Linked DNA regions of Homo sapiens: region 1 is linked to region 2. Evidence: chromatin loops called from intact Hi-C (ENCODE). Cell type or tissue: CD4-positive, alpha-beta T cell. All regions are shown on one strand. Each heading gives the region's core, and the rest is flanking DNA. Links, peaks and the distances in the headings are about the cores only.

The links. Hi-C counts contacts between places; a loop is a spot of excess contacts. Peaks named below come from ENCODE experiments on the same cell type or tissue, not always from the same donor. Only the 100,000 strongest peaks of a DNase experiment are listed, where the experiment ranks them.
Region 1: a loop joins it to region 2, with 27 times the contacts of the local background. A loop is called at or near these places in 5 of 110 quality-filtered maps.

The regions. Positions count from the first base shown.
Region 1 is chr9:2,064,160-2,069,549 of GRCh38, forward strand. The region is part of intron 9 of SMARCA2 (SWI/SNF related BAF chromatin remodeling complex subunit ATPase 2); the gene reads left to right. Among named protein-coding and RNA genes, the nearest start is that of SMARCA2, 52 kb to the left of the region's middle. In CD4-positive, alpha-beta T cell, for the core only: a CTCF peak has its summit at 2,915; a DNase peak (open chromatin) is centred at 2,912.
Region 2 is chr9:1,725,357-1,730,746 of GRCh38, forward strand. All of the region lies in intron 2 of LOC105375951 (a long non-coding RNA gene), which reads left to right. Among named protein-coding and RNA genes, the nearest start is that of SMARCA2, 290 kb to the right of the region's middle. In CD4-positive, alpha-beta T cell, for the core only: no CTCF peak of the experiment used is centred there; a DNase peak (open chromatin) is centred at 2,215.

The DNA.
Region 1 (5,390 bases), core at 124-5,123, 340 kb after region 2:
TGTAGAACTAGGATTGAACATGGCTGAATTAGAAAATTGGACCACTGTCTGAGTCGTGTTAGCAGGTAATCTTTTAAAATCAAAACTACATGAGAAAATATTTATACTAATTTGCTATTATTCTCTTGTAGGCTAGTTCGTTAAAAGATCTATTACCATAGTGCTTCAGTCTCATGATCTGTAAGAAGGCAATAGGAATGTTGTCTACCCCATAGATTTGTAGTGAGGATTACACGGGAAAGTTTATCTAAAGCATGTAGAATACACCCTAACATATAGTAAGTGCTCAGTAAACATTATTTCATCAAGCAATTCTATGATACGAAAGTGGAATCATAATTATAATACGGTTATGTTTTTCTGAAAACAAATGTCTTTTTAAACCTTTACTGCATATTCTTTGTGATGTTGAATCAATAATAATTGGTCACCACTTTTTTTCTAGTTGGAAATCAGTTGAATATTAGTGTGTAGGATATCTTTGAGGACAGTGACAGATTCTTTAAATACTGAGGCATGCAGAAGAAAAATGAGGCTTTATCACAGGTGATAAACTCTGCCTACCACCCTGTTCCCCCAACTCCTACAAAGAGAATTTTCTAATTACATGGCCTCTACTTTACTAGGGTTCCTGGCGATTATGAGGCATCTCTCACAGTACTTTAGGGTACATTTTTCCTTAAGCTGTGGTTAGGAGCCCATACCAGGAGCAGCCCTGCCTATTGCTTAAAAGTTTAGCCATCAGCTGGGTGCGGCGGCTCACGCCTGTAATCCCAGCACTTTGGGAGGCCGAGGCGGGCGGATCACGAAGTCAGGAGATCGAGACCATCCTGGCTAACATGTTGAAACCCCATCTCTACTAAAAAATACAAAAAATTAGCCGGGCGTGGTGGCAGGCACCTGTAGTCCCAGCTACTCAGGAGGCTGAGGTGAGAGAATGGTGTGAACCCAGGAGGCAGAGGTTGCAGTGAGCCGAGACGGCGCCACTGCACTCCAGCCTGGGCGACAGAGCGAGACTCTGTCTCAAAAAAAAAAGTCTAGCCATTTCAGAGGTTCAGTTTCCAGAGCCGTTGACATCAGCCAAAACTAAATATTTAATTCTCCCTTCCACATCTTTCAGTGGGATGTATACCAGCAGAACTATTCTTGTGTTATTTATTTGTGACATTTTTTGGAAACATATGATACTAATGGGCACATACTCAGAATCTCTGAGGCAACACTAGACCAGATATAGTCTTCATTGGAGTGTTCGATTTTCTTTCTGAAAGTTCTTTTATCCTGTCTCTCTCTCTCTCTCTTTCTCCTTACCAACCGCTATTATAAGTAAATCTCAGGACTGTGATATTTTGCAGGTTGAACCTTCCTGGCATAATGTATTGGCCAACATAGTGGTAGGAAATGTGTTTTTATCCTGTTTAGATACCAGAATGTCAGAATAGCCTGCCGTTGGCACAGTTTTCAGTAAAAAGAGCTTGAAAAGCAAAGCAGTAATATTGAGACATTTATTTTAAATACAAGCTACTCCCTGATTCTTCTCATTTTTTTTAATCTCTTACAGTTTCCCCAAAGATTATATACTTTATTACAGCTTTCCTCTACAGGATTTTCATAGATGAAAGAAAGGTTCTAATGTAATTCTGGACATTTGAGTGTAGGAACTATTGTAAGGATAGGCGAACACAATGCCACAGTGATTAGATTTATTTGATTAGTTGAGTGTCAAAATGGGGGAGACCAGAAGTTTCGAGAAAAGTCCTGTTTAACTGGATTGACCAGTTACTTGAGTCAAAATGTTTGAATTGATTTTCTCTATAAGAAACAACCCAAGTAATTTGCAAATGCCTGCTAATTTCATATCCCTGGGCATTTTTTAAAATTACCCGATTACCTATCTTAATGCTCAAAGGTCCCCTTAAATGACAGTAAAAATAACTCAAGTGGTTTTTGAAAGCTTAGGTTTCCAGCAAAACAGAATGGATACTTCAGATACCAGCACATTTGAATGTTGTTTCAGTATATTATAATAACACCCACTGGGGGATAAAGTACATTCAGTTTATAATATAGATTGTAAAATATTTGATTTAAAACTTTATGTAATGAGGCTGTTTATAGCCTATGTTAAAGTAATCTAAATAAAATGGCCTACTGAAGTCTTCTTTTGAGTTCAGCTTACACGGGATTTTCATATTTAGAGATTTCTTTCCCTCCTCAGCCCTGTTGTTGATTACTTTTTATACCTTCTGCAAGGAAGATGGGTAGCCATGCACATACCTTTGCTTGTGAACATTGCTAAATGGAAGATATGAATTGACGTTGGCCTTGGAAATTGGGAACACACACTGTCTTTAGTTTGAGTAATTTTTAGTTATGAGTAATCTTTAGTTATGAATAATTCCTATCATGTCCCCTTACATGATTAGGTTAATTATACTCCTCCCTTCCTACATAAGCATAATTAGTTCTAAACTCTTTTGCATGTAGGAAGAAGCCAGTACAAAGTTTCTTGTTCAGTGTTTTGTTTTGTTTTCAATCAATGGAAATAAGTGCAGGCATCAGCCCTTAATATTGATAGCATGTGTCTGCAATTAAACGATGCAGATAACTACATATGAAAATTTCTCAGGTGGCAGGAGACGCTGTAGCAGCTGCTGCATTCACACCAGGACATTTCTTTAGGTGCTTAGAGACTGTCCGAAGTCAGCTCAAACAGTAGACCAATCACAAACTCTTGGGTGTTAATTTTGAACCAAGAAAAAGGGACAGTTGTGTTTGTTTTGCTTTGTTTTTTTAAGTTTTGAGACACAGCATGAAGTTGATGTGAGTACATGTGCGCACCAACCAGCAATGTCATCAAACTGAAGGAATCCAAAGAATGATGGGAGGAGTTGATATCTCTTGTCATAGAGTAGACTGCCACCTGGCCTCTATCTCTTAGAATAACATGGCAGAATTAGGTCCAAGGACAGGGCATGCTTGCGAGGAAAGTCACACAGAGCACCAATTCAATGGCTAATTGTGTGCGTGCTTTTAACTATTTTATGACTTGCAAATGTATTGGCATCTATTTATGATAGTAATAATTTAATGAGCATATGCTAAGTGGAAAGCATTGTTCTTTGTGCTTTCATTCATTCCTTCAATCACCAAATATTTATTTAGCGCCTTTTAAGTGCCTGATGCCCTTGTAGGTGTGGGAATGCACCAGTGAACAAAACAGACAGAAATCCCTGACCTCATAGCCTTATGAAGCAGTTTTCAGGAAATGCGACAGCCAGTCTTAATTATAGACATAAAAGAATAGTCCTCGGACTATCGTTGACCCTTGTACAATGTGGAGATTGAGGCTGGCAGCATATATATTACTTGTGACACTGGATTGTACATGTCGAAATAGTGACCCAGTCCTGCAGAAGCCCTAGGAAGCAGGCACTGTTTGTTACCGTTCCTATTTTATGCAAGAGGGAACTAAGACACAAGAGAAAATGATTTGCTCAAGATCATACAGCTAAGATCTCTTGCACTTAATTACAGAGAGCTAAGATTGAAACACAGTTTGTCTAATTGCAGAACCAAATGTCTTAAATCTAATATTACTCTGTCTCTCAGATTTGATACCTAATAGAACTTTAAAAAATAGTTTTGGGGATTTTAAGTAATGGAAGGGCCTGACTGTGAGGCAGTTTTTAGATAACAATCTAGCTAGTCTATAGGACATTCATAGGAAAGTATCCTTCAGAATAGTTTTGATTATATTAATATATGATGCTTCAAGCTTTTTAATGTACTATTCATTGAAGTGGTGATCCAATTCCACTTGCTAGATATTTGAAATTGGCTTATTCATTGTCTCATTTGATTTTCTTTGTTGGCCAAATTTGTAGCTTATTTCTGATTTGTATGGAAAGAATGGTGGGATTAATTGACTTTCCCCCATTAATTAAAACAGTCCCCTGAGTATAGATTCTGAGAACTCCAAAAATGGAACCTTCAGTGACTGGTAGCAGGGATGGTTTCTTTTTTGAATTCAAGGGTTCTGTTATTGTTCTCTGTGTCACTAGCTTAGATGTAGAGCCTGATGCTCTTTGAAGCTGATCATTTCTTTTGAGCTTATAAATGTTTTTGCTCTGAGGTGACATAAATAGAAATTTAATTACTTGGAAAATCATAACCAAAGGGAGCATTTTATTTCCTACTGTTTGGTGGAAGCTGCATTTTTTTTTATGCCTTGTGCTTTGGCATACATACATACATGTATTTTTGGTAAAAATTGCATTGTAAAGGAACTTCAGAAATTTCAAATGTTGATGGAACTGCCTTTCTTCACTATGACTAAAAGGCTGATTTTAAACTTTAAGTGTTTTCGTAAAAGCTATTTTGTCAAAAGACAGTTGAGTTATTTTCATAGAAGGCAAAACGTATTATATAATCAATATCTTAAGTAAACAAAGTTGAGTTCATATTGATTCTGTATCGTCATTTTTTATTTTTAATTAACTAAAGAGCCCAAGGGAGGAAAGCTCATTTTCTCAAGCATCTTGGCAAAGGAAATGACTAAAGTTTTTTTTTTTTCTCTCATTATACTATGCAGAAATAGTATAGCTTTCCAGCAGTAACTTTAAAATAGTGATTCTGTAGAGGTGATTTTAAAGATTTCACTTGTCAGAGAGGTTATCGTAAGTGGAAGAAATTTTAGATTATTTTGCGTATATTACAGATGAGACTTTCTTGGATATGTACAAGATATGACATAACCTTTTGTTTTTTTTTTTGAGACACAGTCTCTCTCTGTCACCCAGGCTGGAGTGCACTGGCACCATCTCGGCTCACTGCAAGCTCTGCCTCCTGGGTTCACGCCATTCTCCTGCCTCAGCCTCCTGAGTAGCTGGGACTACAGGTACCCACCACAACACCCGGCTAATTTTTTGTGTTTTTAGTAGAGACAGGGTTTCACCGTGTTAGCCAGGATGGTCTCGATCTCCTGACCTTGTGATCTGCCCGCCTCGGCCTCTCAAAGTGCTGGGATTACAGGCCTGAGCCACCGCACCCGGCCGATATGACATAATCTTAACTTTTCATTTAGGTTGTTTTTGAGGCACATAGAAGTTAATGGACTAAGATATTGGGATATGTAAGAAATGGTAGATAGGCTGGGAGGCCGAGGCAGGCGGATCACGAGGTCAGGAGATTGAGACCATCGTGGCTAACACGGTGAAACCCCGTCTCCACTAAAAAAATACAAAAAAATTAGCCGGGCGTGGTGGCGGTCGCCTGTAGTCCCAGCTACTTGGGAGGCTGAGGCAGGAGAATGGCGTGAACACGGGAGGCGGAGCTTGCAGTGAGCCGAGATCGGGCCACCGCACTCCAGCCTGGGCGACAGAGCAAGA
Region 2 (5,390 bases), core at 100-5,099:
TACAAAAAAATCACGGCTGAGCACAGTGGCTCACGCCTGTAATCCCAACACTTTGGGAGGTTGAGGCGGGCAGATCACTTGAGGTCAGGAGTTTGAGACCAGCCTGGCCAACATGGCCATGAACTAAAAATACAAAAATTAGCTGGGCATGGTGGCACGTGCCTGTAATCCCAGCTACTGAGGAGGCTGAGGCAGGAGAATTGCTTGAACCGGGAAGTAGAGGTTGCAGTGAGCTGAGATTGTGCCATTGCATTCCAGCCTAGGTGAAGAAGCAGGACTCCATCTCAAAAAAAAAAAAAAAAAAAAATCACAACATAACACCTTTACTTTAAGGCCGCCTACTTTTACACACAGTTATTTGTTGAATGTAGGTGGGAATCAGACTGTGTTCTTTACCTGCTGTCATTTTGGAGAGAATGCTTGTGAAAGAGGGTTGATTTACAAGGAAAATGCATAACAATTCCTATGCAAATCTACTTCCCAAAAAAGGTTTTAGTTGCTAAAAGTGTAGGCTATAGATTCAGACAGTCCCAGGTTCAAATCCTGACCTTATCACCTATCAACTGTGTGACCTATTAACTTAAGTTGCTTACCCTCTCTGAGCTTCAACTTCTTCACCTAAGAAATGGGAACACTACTAATAATTGCGGGTACCAGTGAGTTAATGTGCGCAAAGTACACTACACAGTTCCTGCTCCTCTGCAGTAAGCAGTCAACAAATAGCAGTTGCTATTATTAGTACATTTGTCATTAGCAAAAATAGAGACTTTGGTGCAGCGAAGTAACACACTTTTCAATGGTATAATGAATTTCAAATATAAAGCCATGTTGAAGTTCTGAGGAATGCTTTCTCTTGCCTGGGTTTGGGAGATGGTAATGGTGTACATGCATCTCTGTTAGATCTGCTTAAACACAGGCATCATTGTGCCTTGGTTTTCATGGTGGCTGTGTTTTGGTTGCATTGTGGGCTCTGGTCATGTTCTCTGCAATTTTCACTGCATTTATGCAACTTCCCCTTACCTAATATTTTGGAATTCCATCTTAATTTTATTTTTCTCATTCTTATTCCCTTCTGCTTATTTTACGGGCTCATTATAATTTATCAAATTCTTACGTATTCAAAAGCCTCTGATTTCCAATTCTTTTTAATCAAGATGTTGCTCATCTACTTAAGTCAATGTGCTGAGTAAACCAGTAAATGGATACTTACAAATCCTTATCCCTTAGTGTTTAGGTGTACAAAACCCAGGATACCAAAAAGTCATGGGCTCAAGGGAAGATATGAAGGCTTATTTATAACACAGGATGCACTCAAGGCTGCAGAGTGTGATTCAAAAGGCATAGGATTAGGAGTCAGAGTTTACTTGGATTTGGGGATTTTCTCAGCCAGCACAAACTGTAGAAATCTCAGGAAGTCATTCAGTCTCTCTAAATTGACTGTATTGGCCAGTAAATAGGGAATGATTATGATACTTAGGTTATGTAGTTTAATATAATTAACAATGAATATAATAATCACTTTGTAAAGTATAAGTCACCATGCATAGTGCTACAAGGTTACCACTATCATGATTTTCATTATTTACCACACATGTGCACGTATCTAGAAGATTATCCTTTAGGAAAGAATTTGTGATAGAAAGAGTCTAGTTTTGCCTCTGATACTAACCTGGTATGTAACTTTGGATAAGTCTTTCATTTACTTAAGTACTAATTTCCATATCTACAAAATAGATACTCATCAATGTCCTTTCTAGGTATAAAAGGTTGGGGTTTCACTAATACCAGGAAATAGGCACGGAGAAACAGGCTGACTAGAGTCTTGAAAAGCAGAAGTAGTGAATATGTGATTCTGTAGTCAATGAGGCTACTGTAAATGTGGAAGTTGAAAGATGGCAGGGAGAAAGTGACTCCAGAGGAGATTCACTGGGTAACAGGGTGCACAATGGGCTCAAGGAAATGTTGGCTAACACAGAGCCCACATGGTTCCAAAAGTAGTAAGACTGAAGTGCACGCAGAGCACCTGAAGGAGACAGGAAGTCACTGTTGTGCATCGCCTTGCATAAAGTGACAAAGGACTGGCCCAGGGTGTCCTTCACGTAAGTGAAAAAGGAAAGAAATAGAGTAGGTTCAGGAATTACAGCCTCCTGAATGGGCTTCATGCCACTCTCCTTCCTCTCTAGTCCATCCACCACATTACCACCAGAGGGACCCTAAACTCAAATATGGCCCTCCCCCTTGCAGGATTCAAAAGCTCTGATTGCTTCTTATTATCTACAGAGTAAAATCCAACACTCTGCCCCCACCTTATGCTTATAGGGTTGTTACTATATATATGGTCTACTGTCAGTCCTCAGCCTCATGAGTGGCTTCTCTTTCCTAAGACCAAACCATGCTGAACTTGCCGTCTTTGTTTTCTTCATAGCTCAGTGTCTTTGCATATGCTGTTCCTCTACCAGTAATATCCTCATGCAATTCCCTACTTGGAGAGTTTCTTCTTTTCCTTTCAGACTCAGCTTAAATATTATCTTCATGGTTCAAAACTGCATTATGCATTTGACGTACGTTTTTTAAAACAGGTGTTTGCATGTCTGCTTCTCTACTCGCATGTGAGCTTCTGGAAATGAGCCCATGTTTTATAGTACCAGTATGTACTTTGTTAATATTTTGTAAACTTTATTAATAGCTAATTAAAATAATCCAAAGGATAAAGATTAGGGGGCATCTGACAAGAACAGAGAAGTACAGGACTTGTTAGAATATAAACAGATAATACCTAAGAAAGAACAAATTTGAACTTAACAAAATTATAAACACAGTGGATAGGATAGATATGGACATCTTTACCAATTAAATGATTTATGCAGTAAATAGTAAATGTCTCTTATGAACCAGGTGTTCAGGGTACAGAAGCAAACAAAGCTGACTTAGCATGTTCCATCAGTTCCAATACCAGTATCCCAGGAGTGTGGTGAGCAAGGGGAAGATGGAAGAGAAAGAGGGCTTGTAAGTTATGGTGAGAATTTATTTCTATCGCAAGTGCAGTAGAAAGCCTTTGCTTTAAAATTTTAAACAAATCTTAATGATGAGATGATTTTGTTGAAATTTTGAGGGAGTCACTCTGGCTCCTCTATGGAGATCAGACAAGCGTATAAGTATGGATACCAGTTAGGAGGCCAATACATTAGACCGGGTGATAAATAATATTGATCAGAATCACCTGGAGGGCTCTTAAAACACAGATTTCTAGACCCCACCCCTAGAGTTTTTGATTCTGTAGGTCTTGTGAATATGCAGGTGCAATGGGCGCATGGGGTGGGCAGAGAATCTTTGTGTCTAACAAGTTCCCAGGTGGTGCTGATGCCTCTGATCTGGAGGCCACACCCTGAGAACCACTGGCCTCTATTATGGCGATGGCAATGAAGTTGGAACAAAGTGGGCTGATTTGAGAAAAACTCTGAAGATAAGATTAAAAGGGCATGCTGATGTACCAATACTAGAGAATATTAGGACAAAGCATTTTCCTTTAAAACATGTAGGAGATGAAATACTACAAAATTTTAGGAAAAGAAGTATCTGTCATATGAAACTTGAATGAGGTTAAATAAGAAAGAAAAACAAAACAAAACAAAAGAAATACCCTTCACGTAGTAGGCAATAAATGTTTGAATATCATTTACTCTCCCCTTCACACTGACTAGTAAAAGCAAATGGTTTCCTAAAGTGTTTGAAATAATTGTAAATTTCATTACCAAAAGCAGCTTCTAAAATGTAGGATCTTGGGGATGGTTGAATAAGAGAAGATAACTATGCTTTTTCATTGTCAGAGCTTTGGGGTGTCAAAGGAAAAAGGAGAAATGAAGTGGTATAAACAAGTGTAAAGCCTGCCCATTCACCTGCCCAGATTAGCTCTTCTGTTTTAACACCCAATACTGTATCCATCTCTCTCCTGGAATGGACTCCTTACCATAGCAGCCCTCTCTCCACATGTGCACCCTACAAGTCCATTTAAAAAACAAACAAGAACTCTGCATGCCAGTACCTTGGGGACCCTGCCCAAGCCCTGCCTCCTGATTTACCTTGGTATCTCCAATTTCTGCCCTATTAGCTACCATATTTCTGCCTCTTTGTCCAGCTCCATTATGAATTGTGTCCTTCAAACATTTGTATTTTGAAATCCTTAGAATGTAACTTTATTTGGAAATAGAGTCATTGCAGACGTAACTAGTTAAATTAAAATAAGGTCATTAGGGTGGGTCGTAATCTAATATGACTGGTGTCCTTATGAAAAGGAGATATTTGGACACAAAGATATACACACAGGGAGGTCATCATATGAAGACAAAGGCAGAGATCAGGATGATTCTTCCACAAGACAAGAGCTCCAGTGATTGCCAGCACACCCCCAGAAGCCAGGGGAGAGACCTGGACCACATTCTCCCTGAACGCCCTCAGAAGGAACCAACCCAACGACACGTTGATTCCAGACTGCAGCATTCCAGAACTGTGAGACAATACATTTCTGTTGTTTAAGCCACTTTCTCAGCGGTACTTTATTACAGCAGCCCTGGGGAAGTAATCAAGTGCCTTTTGATGATTGCTTTAGTTGAACTGTCCACTCAGCTCTTAACTCTGCCCTCTTTGTCTCTCAGATCTGCTTCTCTTCTATGCTCAGTGGGTGAATGCGGACCCTTCCATAGTACAGACCAGGCCCTCTGGGACCCCAACCAGGGCTCAATGCCCTGGATTCCCAGCTTTCCAAATATGGGGTTCTGACACTCATTCCCATCGGACAGTTGCCTCCTTAGGAGTCTGTCCTGTTTTATTATTCATCTTTGGGTCCTATCAATTATCACAGTGCCCATCTCATAGCCAGTCGGTTTGTTGAATGAATAATACAATTAACGAACTAGTCATTATTTATTTTTTCCCTTTGATAAACAAAAAACTCGAGGCCTTTTGACCTTCATGCTGGTGTATTTTTGTCAATACAATGAGTGGTTTATTTGAGAAGCGTCTGTTTTTGGATCACATTACTCAGTAAATGTGTATTCTTAATGAAAGTGATCAGTGCAGATCAAGCTGACATTAACACTAAAGATATGTAGGATTGCTTTGGTGTGCAAATGGAAATGGTTTGGTGCCGGGGGATAATGAATACATGAGAATTAGGACTGCGTTATTAAACTGAGGGGATGAAACTTGTCATTAGTTCCCACTGCTTCTTGGAGTTATTGTTAATAGCTATTTGAGTGAGGAGACGGGAACATGTGGAGAAGAGGATGTGGAGAAACAAATGTGTAGATAACGTCTGCTCGCTGAGATATGTGATGTTTGGAATTGATCATCCTGCAGTTTTCGCTGAGATGCTAGTGATTTTGAACTGATCT